Linked DNA regions of Homo sapiens: all the other regions are linked to region 1. A link is a loop called in an ENCODE intact Hi-C map of the cell type or tissue named here. Cell type or tissue: endothelial cell of umbilical vein. All regions are shown on one strand. Links, peaks and the distances in the headings refer to the core of each region. The heading gives the core; the rest is flanking DNA.

The links. Peaks named below come from ENCODE experiments on the same cell type or tissue, not always from the same donor. Only the 100,000 strongest peaks of a DNase experiment are listed, where the experiment ranks them.
Region 2: a loop joins it to region 1, with 7 times the contacts of the local background. A loop is called at or near these places in 4 of 110 quality-filtered maps.
Region 3: a loop joins it to region 1, with 8 times the contacts of the local background. A loop is called at or near these places in 3 of 110 quality-filtered maps.

What each region holds. Positions count from the first base shown.
Region 1 is chr5:34,582,040-34,588,513 of GRCh38, reverse strand. LOC105374721 (a long non-coding RNA gene) reads right to left here and starts at 2,676. Exons shown (of 3, transcript XR_925916.3): 1 at 2,628-2,676. In endothelial cell of umbilical vein, for the core only: no CTCF peak of the experiment used is centred there; DNase peaks (open chromatin) are centred at 1,793, 2,213, 2,863, 5,133 and 1 weaker place; H3K27ac peaks cover 5,000 bases.
Region 2 is chr5:34,714,822-34,720,557 of GRCh38, reverse strand. The region is part of intron 2 of RAI14 (retinoic acid induced 14); the gene reads right to left. LOC124900960 (a long non-coding RNA gene) reads right to left here. Exons shown (of 3, transcript XR_007058730.1): 2 at 4,337-5,736; 3 at 1-3,769. Among named protein-coding and RNA genes, the nearest start is that of RAI14, 61 kb to the right of the region's middle. In endothelial cell of umbilical vein, for the core only: no CTCF peak of the experiment used is centred there; DNase peaks (open chromatin) are centred at 2,687 and 4,657; H3K27ac peaks cover 4,255 bases.
Region 3 is chr5:34,679,483-34,685,218 of GRCh38, reverse strand. All of the region lies in intron 1 of RAI14 (retinoic acid induced 14), which reads right to left. Among named protein-coding and RNA genes, the nearest start is that of RAI14, 26 kb to the right of the region's middle. In endothelial cell of umbilical vein, for the core only: no CTCF peak of the experiment used is centred there; DNase peaks (open chromatin) are centred at 718 and 2,118; H3K27ac peaks cover 3,415 bases.

The DNA of each region.
Region 1 (6,474 bases), core at 834-5,833:
GGAGGGAGGACCACTTGAGCCCAGGAGTTCAACCCAGCCTGGGCAACAAAGTGAGATCCTATCTCAAAAATAAATAAATAAATAAATAAATAAAAACAATTAGCTGGGCATGGTGCCATGCGTCTATAACTCTAGCTACTTGGAAGGCTGAGGCTGAGGCAGGAGAATTGCTTGATCCCAGGAGTTCAAGATCACACCACTGCACTCTGCCCTGGGTGACAGAGCAAGACCCTTTCTCAAAAAAAAAAAAAAAAATAAGCCAATGGACAGGGCAATTGATGGGTAAAGAGAAGGAAGAAGAGAAACAAGCCCAGTAAGTGGAAGAGAATATTGACCTCACTAGAGAAGGGAGCACTAGGGAGTAGCAGATAATGAAGAGGGTTGAGGAAGAATAAGAAAGTCTTTGAAAGCCATAGAGAGGAATTCAGACTCAATGTGGGAGAAAAAGGAACTCATAACAGTTGTGAGGGGGCAGTGCCAGATGAAAGAGTGTCAGAAAGGTTTAGATTTCAGGAGGAAGGGAAGGGACTGAGAGGAGGAGAGGCTATGAAAACATGCTAATGCAAAGCAACAACAACTGAGATAAGAAAGAGAAAATTGCAGCCACCCTTCAAAAGAAGAACTGGCCAGATATGGTAAACAAATTAGTCAGAGCAGATGAGACAAGGATGACTCCACAGTTTTCACCATGCTTGATAAAGGGGACAAGGAGAACAGACAGGGAGAAGAGTCATCTATAAATTGAGCTCATTTAAACGTGAAAGAAGACTTCCCCGAAAAGAAATGAAAAGGATCCCTCTGATAGAGAAGCAAAGTGTTTTGTTTTTGCTTTTGTTTTCTGGAGAGGAAGAATACCTAGCTTTACAAAAAGCTCCTAGATCACCAGTTCTGATAGATCAGAGAAGTCTTTGAATAAACGTCTCTCAGCTTAGAGGCCCCCTCTGTGTGTCTTGAGCTGTGTGTGACTTCAGGGTTAGTGGGCTTAGGAGTCTCACAGAGGGTTGAGGGGACTCCTCCTACTTAGTGTGTCAAAGTGTTCTTGCTAGCCCGAAAAAGAAATCTAAACAAGTCCGATTTGTCATCTTGTTAAATCTCGAGGAATTCAAAAACACATCCTTACTAATCAACTGGTCAAACACTATTTACTCATTGAGCAAAAGTCCTCATCTCGTCGGACCCTGTAAAGGTTTTATACTCAAGGCTTCCCTTGACATAGATTCATTAAACTATATACTTTCATTATCGTTAAGATGTCTAATTGTGTCCAAACTGTTGCCACCAGTAACTTGTGAATTCCATAATCTTTCCATTAAGATCTTGTATTTCCCTGATATTAGCTCCCTTTTTTGGTAAATTTAGGTGTCTCCCTGCAAAATTAATTAAAAAACTAAAATAAAACATACTTTATCTCTCTGATCAGAGGGTCCATTTTCATTTCCTTTGGGGGAAGTAATAATTTAAGTTGTTAAATGCACTTAATTTATAGGTGAATCTTCTCCTTATCTGTCTTTCTTTTTCTTATTTATCGATCACCAGCTGAGAACTGGATTTATTTGTTCTTACTAGTCTTTTAAATATTTCTTTTTATTTCCTATAAATTAAGGGAAACTCATTTTGCCTTGAAAACAACAACTTACTTCAGTGTAAAGTATGCCTCATGTTGTATGATGTTTCCTTTCTTTTTTTTTTTTTTGAGACGGGGTCTGGCTCTGTCACTTGATCTGGAGGCCAATGGCGCGATCTCGGCTCACCCAGCCTGGAATTCCCAGGCTCAAGCTATCCTCCCACTTCAGCCTCCTGAGTGGCTGGGACCACAGGTATGAGCCACTATGGCCGGTTCAAGAGATCCTTCCGCCTCAGCCATCCAAAGTCCTGAGATTGCAGGCGTGAGCCGCCGTACCTGGCCATATGATGTTTCTTTCAAACAATTTGCATGTGCATGTGTATGCAGGTGTGTGTGTTGGCGGTACGGGTTGGGGAGAGGGACTAGGGCAGAGGAAGAAGAGGGGGGTGTAAAGTTTTCTCAGAACTTAGTGGTGGGCGTGTGGCGTAGGTGGTTGAAGAGATAACAAGAGCTCACTTTAAAATGATTGCTCCCCTTTAGCCTCTATCAAATTTTTGAAGAGGCTTTATAAGACCAGACATGAAATGGCATTTCCTGATTAGCTCTCAGGAATACTACGTGTCTACAGACATGAATCACATCCCCTGTTTGTTCATTCCATTTCACAACAGGAACATGAGACATAACTCACCCAGACCTTAACCAACTTTGGTGAGGAGAGGGGTATTCAGCCTTCCTCCTGTGGGATATCCAGCCTGAACTCTGCTCATCTGGTCTGAGACAGAGCCCAGCAGTAAGATTAGAGATTAGGTGCCTGTTTGGTTTGGTCGTGCAGGTAGCCCAGTCAAGAAACTCAGCTTGGCGAGTTTCCATGGTGAAAGGGGAAATAAGAGAGTGGGCCATGGGGTATTTCTCATGTACTAAGATTTTTGAAAGCCACCTGGATCATTTTGACTCAAGGAACATGGCCAGTGCTGTACAGCCTTGTGTTTCCGTCACAATCAGCCACCCATACTTCCCCTCACTCCTTTTCCAGCCAGGTGCTGCCATTCGCCTTTCTTACCTTGCGTGATGGATGGTGGAACAGCTTCCCGAGTCAGCAGGAGGTGAATAAGAGCTCCTGGTGGGGCTGGAAACTTCTGTTTCATGTTTACCTTTGGTTCCTTTGTTTGTACAGCCTTGTACTGTTTTCCATCTAGATTTCTGACCCATTGCCTCCTAGCAACAAGTAGCTTTTGTCTATGCCTTTACCCCTGACTCACTGGTCTAGATTGTTGACCCACTATTTTGCCAGGATCTCTAGGTCATTGTACTTCTTACTACTACCTGTCCCTCTCTTGTTTCCTCCCCTTTCCTTTTTCCTTCCTTCTATTTGTATACATTTACTGAGGATTTAGTGTGAGTAAGCTATGAACAAGTTCTGGGGACCCCACAGCTTTAGCAGAGAAGATGGATGGAGATAAGTAATTATAATAAAGTGGAATAGGTATTATGCCAGAGTTAGTAGAGGGAACAGTGAAAGACTTTATATAGGGCTGGGGAATCTGTATGAGACAGAGAGGGAGACATGAGACTGGAAGGGAAACCAGAAGCCAGAATTTTTTTTTTTTTTTTAAGACAGAGTCTCATTCTGTTGCCCAGTGCCCAGGCTGGAGTGCAGTGGTGTGATCTCAGCTCACTGCAACCTCTGCCTCCCACGTTCAAGAGATTTTCCTGTCTCAGCCTCCTAAGTAGCTGGGACTACAGGTGTGCACCACCATGCTCGGCTAATTTTTGTATTTTCAGTAGAGACGGGATTTCACCATGTTGGCCAGGCTGGTCTTGAACTCCTGGCCTCAGGTGATCCACCTGCCTCGGTCTCCCAAAGTGCTGGGATTACAGGCATGAGCCACCACACCCCACCAGGAGCCATATTTTATAAATCATATTACAGAGGATGGACTTTATCCCAAGGACCACCAGAAGCTCTGAAAAGACTACTAATGGTTAATATCTATTGAGCAGTTATCATGGGTTTTTCCTACATTAATATTCTCACATTATCCTTTGGTGATAGGTATTATTTGTTAGATTTGTTTTACAGATGAGGAAACTGCGACTTAGAGAATATATCAGTCAGGGTCCAACCAAGGCAACCAAACTTCTTCTAAGTATTTTAACCAAAGGAAATTTAATCCAGGGAATTGGTTATGCAGGTGAAGGAAGAGGAGAGAACCCAGACAGCAATGGTGAGGCAGCTGAGATCAGCAACAGCAGAGAGCAAAAGGGAACGGGCTGTGTTATTGAAGCCCAGGGGCCAGTCACTGTTCAAAGCTGGAACCACAGGAGACATCACTGAAAACAGACATGCCTGCAAGTCCCCACCTTCCACCATCCAGGGTCCTTATTGACTGAATCCATCTGGAAGCCAGAGGGCCTAAGGAATGTAATAGATAAAACAGCAGGGGAAGGATACTGTATTGGTGTGGGTCCCAATGGAAATCAGACAGCACACTCAAAGTAGAATAATTTGAGCAGGGTTGATTTACTAAGAGCTAAATTACAAAGATGGGGGAGAATAGGGGAACCACAGGGGACTTCAGAGTGGTTACCATCTGCTGTGGTTTTGATAATTGTCTCCTCCAACATTCAAGTTGAAATTTAATCCCCAATGTGTCATTATTGACAGATGAGACCTTTAAGGGTCCTAAGGGCTCTCCCCTCCTGAATGGATAAATCCATTCAGAGATTAATGGGTTGTCATGGAGTGAGCTTTATAAGGAGAGGAAGAGAGACCTGAGTTCACCCACTCAGCCCCCCAACTATATGATGCCCTGCACCACCTTGGGACTTTGCGGAGAGTCCCCACCAGAAAGAAGGTTCTCACCAGATGGCCCTCTCAACCTTGGACTTCCCTAAGCTATGAGAAATAAACTGTTTCTTATAAATTACCCAGTTCCAGGTATTCTGTTATAAATTACAGAAGATGAACTAAGATGCTATCTCTAGGGCCAAAGAGATAAGGAGAAGAAGAGGTTGTTGAAACCTGAAGGGAAAAGGAGTATTGTAGAGCACGCCACTTGAAAAGGAGTGCTGCTTTCTTGTTGAGGGACACAGCCACAACCTCACAAGGAGGTACCTTATAGAATATATACTTTGACCTCCTTCTCTTTCCTTCCTCTCATCAGCTGGGGCTCTGTATTGGCCAAGCCCGAAGGGAAGTTTGAGGGCATAAGAGCCCTGTCAATGTAGTATCATTTACAATTTCCATTTTAGAGATAAGAAACCAAGGCTTGGAGAGTTTAGGCGACTTTTTCAAGGTCACACACCTAATCTGTAGAACTGGAAATTGAACATATGTGTGACTCCGAACCCATATTTGTTAATCACTATACTAGACTCTTTGTCCACAGGATCTTTCTTGCATTCATGTCTCAGACCTGATATTTCCACTTTTTGCCCATCTACCTTATTACAGAGTCAAATTTGCACAGACCCTCAGAACTCACAGAACCTTCTGCATCTTGTGACTGTTTCCTGTTGTCTGGATTCTGCCTCTCAACACTACTTTGGTTCTTCCTGTTTTAGTAAATGAACATCTATTCACTGCTTAACACCACTTGTATTACTAACATTTCCTGTGAAAACACAACAGTTCTTACAGAAACAAGGGTGTGGCCCACACAAATCATAGGATTCCCAGGTTTTCAGCCTAATATAACATAAAAGTGTTTTCTACCAGATGCTGGGTGTATACTAGCTAAAACCAACAGGTAGAAGGGTCAAGTTCAAGAAGGAATTCCAAAGATAAAAAACTATATATTTGAAGATGTTTGTTGTTGCCTTATTTATATTGGTGAGCCATTAGAGGCAGCTCAAGTATCCAACAACAGGAGGACTGCTAGATTAGTGATTCTCATCAAATACTGGGTGGAAAGCTTCCCCTTGCCCATTTCTGCTTAGAGCATTTTTTTTCAAGGCAGAGCCTGTCTCTGTCTTGCCCAGGCTGGAGTGCAGTGGCATGATCATGGCTCACTGCAGCCTCGACCTCTGGGGCTTAAGTGGTCTTCCCACCTCAGTCTCCCGAGCAACTGGGACTACAGGGGCATGCAATAATATTTTAATAGTTTAAAAAGTCAAATTAAAAACACTTATACACAAAATAATCACATTATTTTCCCAGGAAATCAAAAAATAAGAGTTATCTAGTTTTCCCCCAAGTTGTTTTATAAAACCAAACTGTCTGTTCAGCTGATGGGGCCAGGACTGTCCCCAAATTCTTTTGCAAGAAGGGAATTTCGGCTCTCAGTCTGTCTCTAAGGGGATGGCTATGGGGACTGTATTTCTCTCCCAAGCCTCTTGAGGGAGGTGTGCAAATTGCACAGCAGAGTCTTGGGGCCAAGGGCTGAGCTAAGTCTTTGAACACCAGCTACTGGGCGGGAAGCAGTTAGCACCTGACTTTGTTTAAGCTGTCCCCACCAGCTGTTCTATCCATGGCTGGGAAGAGAGCTGGACCACTTCCACAAATGGAGTAAGCAAAGTTAACACAGAACTAGCCGTGAGTGAAATTTCCAGGGAGTGTAGGCTTTGTACAAACAGAGTAAAGACAAGAAGAGCAGGTAGCATCGTAGGCAACTAGAACAATGGCTGGCTGCCCAATGGTAGTGATCTTCCTTGTGAGGGTGGCAGATGAGGGGAGCATGATGCTGAGATAGCAAACACTTTTTCCCAAACTAGTGGGAACATGTGACCCACAGGAGTGCCAGCCTCTGTTCTGGGTCAGCCTTAGGTGAAGAGGTTGCCTATGATATGTGCTCCTAAAAATGACCTACTTTTTCTTTTAATTCATTGATTTCATTTATTTATTCAACAGATTGAGTGCTTACTATGAATTTCCTATTCTAGGGTCTAAGGATACAGGAATGAACAAA
Region 2 (5,736 bases), core at 1-5,000, 130 kb before region 1:
GCGCCTATAGTCCCAGCTACTCGGGAGGCTGAGGCAGGAGAATGGCATGAACCCGGGAGGTGGAGCTTCCAGTGAGCCGAGATTGCGCCACTGCACTCCAGCCTGGGCGACAGAGCGAGACTCCATCTCAAAAAAAAAAAAAAAAAAAAAAAAAAATCTGAGACAGGGTCATAGAATGACTTTCAGAGTCTGGAAGCGATTGAACATTTTATAGACTAACTTGACTCCATATAAATGATAAACAACCCATCATCCTCCCTTAAATTTTTGGTTTACACATAATCAAACTATATGATACATATACATTTTTAAAATTATGTGTCCATTCTTTTTCTGCGAAACTTCTTTTTGGTTTAACACTTTGTGAGCTAATCGTTTGTTTAGCTTTAAGTATATCTCACTTGCAAATAAGCTCTGAGAAGAAATAAATATTTACTGGGGAAAGTAACTGTCATAATATCATAAGGAAGAATTCTCATTCCTAACTAGAGGCCAATTCTTCTCCTTCTAAGGTAGCTTTCCAAACACTACAACTTTTTCTATAATTATTTAAATTTTTTTTTAAATCTTAGGAAGACAATGTAATTGGTGAACTTTTAGTAATGGAGACAAAGTGGGGTACAGGTAATATGGCTCTTGTCCAGAAATAAAATCAGGTTAGGGCTGATTTTAAGACTTTATTTTAAAGAGTTACCACAAAAAATATCTTTGAATTGGAAAGAAAGTCAGCCCTTGGCTTCGCTGGTGCGTCTTACACCTTGATATTACCACCTAGCATATAGCGCAGAGTTCAGTTACTGACATGCCATTGACCAGACATCTAAAAGCCAGCTTTTAGATGAAAACCCAGGCTCCAGTTCAAAGCTAGAAGGTGACACGTGCCCTGGGACAGAGTTCAGATACTATATTTCAGGTCTTTGTGTTAAGGTCTTAGCTTTTAGTCCAGCGTGCAACCACGGTAACTCAGGGAAGAGCAGTGCAAGGACATTCAAGGAGTCCCTTTCTATAAATTTACAAACTGCTCACATACCGTGGCAGAGATTTTCCACAAAGGGTGCGGTAAGATTTCTGTTCCCATATACTCTCCAGAACCACCTTGCATCAAGAGGCATAATCTATTTCTCCTCCCTTTGAATATGAGCGGGATGTTGTGACAATCTCAATGGATGGAAGGTGGCAGAAGCGATGCTGTATGATTTCCAAGGCTAGACCATGACAGGGGATGGATGAGGTTTCCGTTTAGCTCTCTCAGGATGTTTCCTTTTGGAACCCAGCCACCATGCTGTGAGAAAGCCAGGGCCAATGGGGCACCAGCGTTCTGGCCAAAAGCCTCAGTTAAGGTCTTAGGTGACAGCCAGCATTATCCGTCAGATGCTGAGGGAATGAGCCACCAGGTAATTAGCCCCCATCCTTTCAGTCTGCCCAGCTGAAGTTCCACAACACGGATCAGAGACGAGCTGTCCCTGTTGTACCCTGTCCAGAGAATTGGTGAGTGTAATAAAGATTTGTTTTACGCCACTAAAAGTAGTAGTCATTTGTCAAATAGCTCTACTAACTAGAACATACAGTACCGGCTAAATGAATGCTCAGAGGCAGAAAGAATTAACTTATTGATTTTCATCTTGTGCATTACTGGTCTTGAATCTGTCCTGGAGGTGGGGAGAGTAGGCAAGAAGTGGGGAAAAAATTTTAAGTGCCACCTTTCCTGCGCAGGCACTATTCATGGTACAACAAAACTTCAATTCCTCCAAAACCCCTAGGAGGTTAAGTCTTCATAGGAACTGATCTCCATTTTAAAGACGAGGAAGCTGGGGCACAGCAAGGTTTAGTAACTTACCCAAGATCATACAGGATGTGGTAGAGTTGAAATTTGATCCCCTCTCTGCCTGACCCAAAATTCACAATCTTTTGATTCTCCCAGTAGATCCCAACCTGGGGGCTTTGGCCCTGAACTGAGAACGGGGGAGGGCAGAGGAGGGTCCTCAGTTTGGTGGGGACGAGAAAAGATCCTGAATCCCTGAGCACCATTGTGTGTAATATGCTACATACACACAGTTTTCAAATATAGTAAGTTCCATGATAATTGTAATTCAAATCCACTTAATACATTTTGATCTCACCATTATGTGTCTTCTCAACCAACAGATAACAGAACAGCTAAAAGTTCTTAAAGATCTGTGAACTCTGTGTATGTTAGAACAGGTTTCTCATGTTTAAAAATGTTGAGAACCACTAACCACGTACCTTATGGTGTGTAAATTAACATTCATGCCTGATCAGTTGGACAACTGTGTTACCACAAGAAAACACAAGAGTTGTAAATCACCAAATTCATCTGCATTTATTTACTGAAGGTGGTTACCACGTGTTCTCTCTTAAATAATGGGCAGCCACAATTCACTAATTTGCTAGCTGTTGTTCCCATCGGGCACTGGCCAGCATTCCGTCCTGAGGAAATGATGATATACTGTGCCTTCCCATTTTCCACACCCTGCAGCCAGTGACAGTGATTGTGGTCAAAAGAGAATGAGCTTTTCTCCATCCTCTCCTTGCCTTGCCTCTGTCCTTTAGGATGTCCTACTGAGTAAACATTCTGCTTCCCTCTGAAAAAGAAGCTTAAGAGCAGGGTTGGAAGGATGTGGTGGTGACAGGCTTGGGAACAACTTCATTACCCATGAGGAATGTAGAGCAAGTTCACTGCCCTCCCTGAGAAACAGGAGCCGGATCTGTGCTCATGAGGAAAGAATGCCAGTACTTAAAGCCTTCTTCTGACAAAAGACCAACAACTTCAGCAGAGTTCTTTGCCCTCACATTCACAGGGGATGTGGAGCAAAAGACACAGAGCCACCCCTCAGCCAGCAAAAGACGGGCATGGGTGGGGTGACTGGGATTTGCACTCTCTTCCCACATCTGTCTTCTTCAGTTGCAGTAATCAGAATTCACATCCTTAAGGAGGCCTTGCTCAGGGACTACACGTCTTACCTTGTAACCATCCCTACCCCTGCTCTCTTGCTGTCCTTAAGCTCTTGAATCACTGCATTCCACAAGGATTCCCCCCCGCCCAAAATGGGCAAGTTAAAGGAGGGGAATTACAACATCCTAATGAAGTCGGTTAGGGTCAAACAACTAAGATATTCCGCCTCATAAAACTGCATTGTATTAAAATTGCATCCATATTTTTAAGCCTATATTTCTATATACCAAAACCCATGATTTCTACTTGTAAGCTGTTCAGCTCTGGTTAAATGAGGAAAGAAGAAATTAAGAAGTGTGCTTTTCAAAATCTTGATTCTTATTATCATTAACTTTAGCATGCCAACAATTCAAAGACTTTTTTGCGGTAACTCTTTAAAATAAATAGTCTTAAAATGAACCACAATTAGTCACAGTATAAGTCATAAATGAAAGAAATGCATGTGTTTTATCCTACTAAATGCACAACTAAAATCCATTACACACAAACACACACACATGCGCACATACACATACATAATGCTGAATATATAAACATACAAGTTAAGATTTATATACTGGCCACCAGCAGTGAGAGAACATTTCTCCTGACCATAATAAAGAAGCAGCATTTCACCTATTACAAAAAATACATTGTGAGGGGGATGAGGCTGCAGCCTGCAGGATCCTCCATCAATCTCCACTAAAATCTTGAAAATCTACCAACCACAGTGGAAGGCAGAAGAGGAAGAAAACTCTTCTCCATGGATTTCTGGCCTAACCAGGGTCTCTCCCTTTCCTCTCAAAGAAGAAAGACCTAGAAAGCAGGAGAAAAGAGTGAAAAGATAAGAAACGTGCGAGAGAAGACATTTTGAGAAATTAACCCAAAACTTGACCGGGCGCAGTGGCTCACACCTGTAATCCCAACACTTTGGGAGGCTGAGGTGGGTGAATCGCTTGAGGTCATAAGTTCAAGACCAACCTGACCAACATGGCGAAACCCTGTCTCTACTAAAAATACAAAAATTAACCAGGCATGGTGGCACGCACCTGTAGGCTCAGCTACTTGGGAGGCCGTGGCAGGAGAATCACTTGAACCCAGGAGGTGGAGGTTTCAGTGAGCCGAGATTGCACCACTGCACTCCAGCCTGGGCAACAAAAGCGAGACTCTGTCTCAATTAAAAAAAAAAAAAATTAACCCAAAACTTGTAATTAGCTACCCACATGACAAAAGCTACTGACCACTCCTGACTTTCCTCAGCATCTTTTCTGGATGGAGGCAGATCAGCTGACCCAGGAGGTACAGGGGAATAGCCCAAAGGGAACTGTCACAGCCAGGGAGCCTCAGCCTCACCTAGATTATCATGTACAAATTTCCACTCACCTCAAAAGATGTAGGCATGTAAATCCACCTATACTTGTCCTTTGAAATCTGTGCATTTTTTATAATACCGAATATTTGCCTATTTGCCTTGTCTTTTGCCACAAATAACTGCAGATGTATGTTATCAGGCATTTCCAATGTTAGAGTTCTTTACAGATTTCAAATTCCTAGAGGACAGGAAATATGGTTGTTTTTCTTGCACTGTACTGTAACTACCCACATATTGCATACAAATACATAAATTCCTGCCAGGAAATGCTTTTTCTTTTTTTAAAAAAGCCTCATTTCCTTTAAAGTGTCCAGTATTGTAAGAATTTTGGGAAGACTGATGATTACATCTTTATAACTGAGGTTAACTGTGATTCACTCATTCACTCATTCATTCGACAGTTTTACTGACCACCTCTTATGTGCCAGGCTGGAGAATGAGCAGTGAAATCCCCAGAGCCTAAGTCCTGATAGGGTACTGCTCTAGGGAGAAGACAGTTCACAAACAAATACATCATGAACAAACAGGTAACACATGAAGGGTGAGAAGTATTTAAAAAGTTAAAATGAAAGAATAGGAAGCCAGAAGAATGTGTGATTTTACTCGAGGGGTGGGAGGTGTCAGGAAAAGACTTTTTAGGTAGCAACTGTGCAGAGACCAGGCAAAGAGCCTTTTGGGGCAGGGAACACCAAGTCAAAGCGAGACAGGAATAATACAGAGTGGTTCAGGAGAACAGAAAATTCCAGGCAGGAGTTTCACATGACTAGTAAAAAGAAACTGTTGAAATTACCTGCAGAAGCTAGGGACTGATAAGACCCTGAAATACTGGGGCGTGGACCAAGCTGGCTAAGACCAACTGGACCCAAAATGATGCTGGATCTGACCTAGGTTCCTCTTAGAACCTCATTATGCACTCATTAGCATACTTAATCAACTCCCCCACGAGTGCCATGATAGTTTCAGGAACACCCACATTTGGTATAAAAACGGTGACACCACAGTTCCAAGAAATCTCCACCACCTTCCAGGAATTTTCATGAATATTCCCCACCTTGGTGAATGAAGCCCATAAAGGTAGCAGCCCCAAACCCCCTCACACGCACAACTCTCCTGAGTATGCCCACGCTCCCCTTGCCCCTTGAGGGTGTACTTTTCCCTTTGCAATAAATCTCCATACTTCTACAATTTTCTGACTCATGAATTCCTTCTTGGGATGGTGTCAAGCACCTGGACACCAGGTGAGGTTGAGATCCCACCAGCATTTGGACCTCCTCTAGCCCACCATATCAAAAGGCCCTGAAGCTGAGGTGGGCAGGTAGACCGAGGAACTGCAAGTGAGGTTCCCTTCCCTTGTCCACTTTGATGGCTAGAGTCATTGATCCTTCCAGCATAGCTGTTTTCAAGGTTGGGC
Region 3 (5,736 bases), core at 1-5,000, 98 kb before region 1:
TGGCGAATGGGGTCTCACTATATTGCCCAGGCAGGTCACGAATTCCTGGGCTCAAGCTATCCTCTGGCCTCTCCCTCCCTAAAAGCTGGGATTACAGGCATGAGCCACTGTGCCCAGCAAACATGTACAGACTCTACCTTTTTCATTAAATTTGGAAATGTACAAGATGTGAAAACTTCGCATGTAGCTAAAAAAAAATGAAAATACACTTAGGTCAAAAAGGCAAGATAATCTATGTGAAAGTTTCCATCACATAGTAAGTGCTAAATAAATGTCACGTCAAGCCCACTGCAAGTGAGAACAGGTGACCTTTAACAGCACCATCCCAGAGGAGAACTGAGGAATAGCAGGCACACGTTTACCACAGTTAACCACTGTTTTCAGAAGCCTTGCCAGGTCCTCTCACATTCCCCCACATCCTAATTATTCTAAACAAAACTGACTTGAGAGGATGGGTGGGGAGTGCAAGCCACTGAATGCCTTCTTCATGAGCTTGTTGCTACCTCCAAAAGTCACCCAGTGACTCTCTAGCTTCCAATGTGTCTACTTTCATTCTTGCTGCTGCCATTGACTAGGGCCCTTGGATAAATGGTGTGAAAATCCAGTCATCATGAAGCACTTTGATGACATGAATCTGGAGGCCTCATTGTGACTGCAGCCTCTCCATGGCCCCTTTCAATCTTCCCAGCCTCAGCGGGAGTGACAGATGCATGTTGCCTTGGAAACGACACACACCATAATTATACATTGTTAACTGCCAAGCATTTAGTCACAGAAAAGGCTGGGCTGGTACCTGAATAGCAAGTGCACATTCCAGGGCAGTGTTTCTCAAAGTCAGCCCCTAGTTAATCCACATCAGAAGGACCTGGGGACTAAATGCAATCTTTTAGCCCCTGTCCTATTAAAACTGAATCTCAAGGGGTAGAGCCCAGGAACTTCCTTGGTTGAATCTTCTGCACACTGAAGTTAGAGAACCTAGAACTGATGTAGGCGGAACAGGAACACACTTGTCAGAGTTGGGCTGGTTCATAAACCAAAGTTGGGTTGTTTTTTTCACGTCAAAACAGAATCACCTTTTGAGGAATCAAAGTAGAAATAACGATAAACAGATATTCCCCAACTGTCGCTGGCTAACTGTCGCTGGCTGGGCCAGGGTTTCTACGCCAACTGTTGCTAGAAAGTGGAAATCGCCGGCCGGGCACGGTGGCTCACGCCTGTAATCCCAGCACTTTGGGAGGCCGAGGCCGGCGGAACACAAGGTCAGGAAATCGAGATCATCCTGGCTAACACGGTGAAACCCCGTCTCTGCTAAAAATACAAAAAATTAGCCGGGCGTGATGGCGGGCGCCTGTAGTCCCAGCCACTCGGGAGGCTAAGGCAGGAGAATGGCGTGAACCCGGGAGGCGGAGCTTGCAGTGAGCCGATATCGCGCCACTGCACTCCACCCTGGGCGACAGAGTGAGACTCCATCTCAAAAAAAAAAAAAGGTGGGAATCGCCCTTCAAATTTAATTCCTTCCCCCTTCTTGTGGAAGTACTAATAACTAAGGAAACAGGACAAATCAGTCCAGCAGGAAAGGGAGAAAAGAAGGCCATATATTGGATAACCCAAAACTGTGCAGTTCCCCACAGCAGAGCCACTCAAAGCATTCCTTCGTTCACATATTCAGAGAGCACAAAGTCTTAGGCAACAGTGGGTAAGATTTTTGTTTGAGGTCATGGGGGTTTCGTGGGTGTTGTGTTAGTTTTTCTGTGTATTTGTCTTTGGCTTTTCTTTTTTTTTTTTAAGCATGCAGTGAAAAGTATACAAACTCTTATTTGAAGAGGATTAGATAAATAAAGTGATAATTCCAAAAGTTCCCAAGGGAAGGGATTAACCGCCAAACTGAGTGTCTTCCTAGAGTCCGTGGCTTTGGGTGTGTGAGAGCTGGGTGGCCCATGGGCATAATTCCACAATGATAAAGATAAGTGTCAAAGGAAAAGAAGTTCTGGAAATCCACACAATGGTAACTCTAGAAGCATGAACTGTAGCTGGGGTAAAGTTATTAATAGATCACTGCTTTCCTGGTATTCATGAAAGGATCTAACACCTGGAAGCCATGGCTGGCGGAAAGTAATGTGGCCCCTGGAATAACGCCAGGTGCCAGCTGTCTCAGCATCTCTTCTTCCTCAAGATGAATCATGAGTAAACGGACTCGCCTTCCTTGGGCCAACTGGGATCTTACAGTCTCATTTTCAATCCCAAACTTCTAAAGCCCAGGCTGAGCTACAACCTATGTTGAGTAAAGTGACATCTATCAGGTTAGCAAGGCCACACTAAAGGCAGTCCTTGGAAAAGCCATTAAATCAGGATGCTTACTTCAAAAGAAATACAGCAAAGCTGAATTAGCTGCACAACAGCCTAATTCGAGTATGTACCAAAAAGGATCATGCATCTATGGAAAAAGTTCTCTGAACTAAGTTCTCCCATTTCAAACAGAATAAAGCACACCTACCCACTGAGCAGAAATATTAGTCAGTTTATTACCCATTTAATTCAAAATAAGTCCCTGAAATATGGCATCCATCACTGGCCACCAATCATCACTGGCCACCACTCATCACAGAATGGATGTTACGTTGATAAATGAGGATGGAGCAAAGCAGAGATGTACATGCTTGTTTCCATCTCATTTGAAAGACTGGATGTAACATTGTTTATTATCAGTTCATTTTCCCTTTAAAAAAATAATTTAACTCCCAATCCTAGCCTGAATTTTAAAACCTTGATATTAGCCTGTACAGCTTTATCACAAACAAAAAAGTTAAACTTCTTTGAGTATTTAAAAAAAAAAACCCTTACAATGGATATGGGGTTTTCTTTTGGGTGTAATGAAAATGTTCTAAGATTTACTGCTGTAATGGCTGCACAACCTGTGAACATACTAAAAACCATTCATTTGTACACTTTCAGGAGGTGAAGTGAATGGTATATGAATGATATCTCAACAAAGCTGTTTTTTTTTTAAAAGCTTAATAATCTCTATTACATTCTCCACTCTTTAGGATTAAGAAAATTCCAGGTTAGCCAGGTACGGTGGCTCATGCCCATAATCCCAGCACTTTGGGAGGCCGAGGCGGGTGGATCATTTGAGGTCGGAAGTTCAAGACCAGCCTGACCAACATGGTGAAACCCTGTCTCTACCAAAAATACAAAATTAGCCGGGCGTGGTGGCGCATGCCTGTAATCCCAGATACTGCCGAGGCTGAGGCAGGAGAATCGCTTGGGCCCAGGAGGCAGAGGTTGCGGTGAGCCAAGATCGTGCCACTGCACTCCAGCCTGGGCAACAAGAGCGAAACTCCATCTCAAAAAAAAAAAAAAAAGAAAGAAAGAAAATTCCAGGTTAGAAACCTCTAGACTGATGAAAAAAGAAATGCAGCAGGGCGGGCACAGCAACTCACATCTGTAATCCCAACATTTTGGGAGGCTGAGGTGGAAAGACTGCTTGAGACCAAGCATTCAAGACCAGCCTGGGCACCAGAGCGAGACCCAGTCTCTACAAAAAAAAATTTTTTTAATTAGCCGGGGGTGGTGGCACATGCCCGTAGTCCTAGCTACTCAGGAGGTTGAGGTGGAAGGGTCACTTGAGCCTGGGAGTTCAAGGCTACAGTGAGCCATGATCATGCTACTGCACTTCAGCCTGGATGAAAGAGTGAGACTCTATCTCGAAAAAAATAATAATAATATTCCATCACGGAATATAGGAATACATCTACAGAATTCTCAGCCAAACCAGAACACTAACTAACATGTGCCCCTAAATAGACTTCAGGACATTTTCTTCCAAGTTAAAAAGGACATCAGACTTAAAATCCATACCACAGACCAAGTTCTGAACAAGCATAAGAAACTAAAATACACTCCTTCTCTCCTTGTCAGCATCTACCTCTTCTCACTCAAGTGCTTGAGTATTTCTTCAGACAATAATCTCTCTGCAACAAAAATGGAATTTTAACCAAAGCTATATAAACATTCAATTCTCTCAATCCAGCAAAACAAATACATTCTGTCAAAGGTCTCTCCAGACCAACCTTCCTAATGAAGGTACCTTAACAACACAGTACCTCACGCCATCCAAACTCCTCCCAGTGGGTGGAAGCTGCTTCAATCTCTGCCTCTCAGACAAGGGCTATGCTGTGAGTTATGTTGCTGCTTCTGGAAGAACATAAAAATGGGAAGCAGGGCCCAACGGGTACTGTTCCCTCTTGCCCAATTTACTTTACAGCAGATTTGTACTGTTCTAGAAAGACAGAATTTTAAATACATACAAACACTCAGCTTATATGAGTAGGCCCAGAGGACTCCAAACTAACTGAGGATATGAATAAAGAATAATTAAAAAATCATCTTATAAGTAGGTGTTAAATACTGTAGAAATTCAAAGAGTGAGAATCTTGAAGTGCTAGAAAAAGATCAGAGAAGTCTTCCTAAATGGGAGCAGGGTTCTAACTGAACTTAAAGGAAACACGGGATTTGGACAGGTGAAGGAGGAAAGGGCATTTTGTCCATCTCTCTCACAAGATAGGGGACTCCTTTCTTAGACTTTCCAGGTAAGGGTCTGACACCTGTTCAATCTCCCCAAGTGGTCCCGTAAGCTATGGTGTGAATGTGTCCTCCAGAAGTTCATGTGCTGGAAACTTAATTGCCAATGTAATAGTATTAAGGGATGAAGACTTTAAGAATGATTGGGTCATGAGGGTTCTACCCTTCTGAATGGATTCATGCTTTATTACGGGAGTGAATTAGTTCTTGCCAGAGCCCGTTATTATAAAAGTGAGCTAGGCTTGCTCTTGTGGTCTCTTTCGCATCCACATTATGCCACCAGATGTCCCTTGCTAGGGACCAGCACCATGTCCTTGGGCTTCCCAAACTCCAGAACTATGAACCCAATAAGCTTCTTTTCTCTGTAAATTACCCAGTCTCTGGTACTCTGTTATAGCAACAGAAAATGGACTAAGACAGTAGGGGTGGTAGGAATCACTTCATAGTTCTCTGCAAAGAAAGACCCTCCCCCAGTCTGACTCCTTTGGACCCTGGGTGTGAGTGAGAGATTCAAGAACCGTGTTATCAGTTTTAAGCCGATTTGAAAATTTACATCTCAGACTACCTACTTACTTTGGAATAGAGTATTTTCATTTTGCCTGAACTTGAGCCCTGGCCATTGGCATATAATCAATAAATGTTTTACAGGTGAACACGCAGAACAAAGATATAGGATAAAGTGCTTGGATAGACTTTAGACCTCATCTCTGACCTCAGCAAGGCTCTCGTGGATCCCAGGTGTACTGAGGAGGGTGAGCTCTCTGACACGGGTTAGCGTCATTGGGATATTTGTACAAACGCAACATAGTAATTGGGTTTCACCATGTACAAGAGAAAAGCACTAAGGTTTTTAAAAACCCAGCTCATTTGGCCTGTGAAATCTTACCAGGATGCCCCTCCTTTTTCCTTCCCACCTGCCCCCTTCCTTCTCATTACTGCTGTCCTTGTGCAGCATCCCCCCAGTCACGTGCTAAGCCTACCTGAAGATGCTGACCATTTTCAATAATGCAACGTTAGGGTCAGAGGAGAGCAAGGATCATCAGCTAGTACCCTGGAGGCAAATTCTTAGGACAGAGATTTTCTCAGCCTGATTCTAGAACTATGGGCAAGCCAGGGATTCCCCCCACAAATCAACAGGGCTGCTGTGTTATTTCA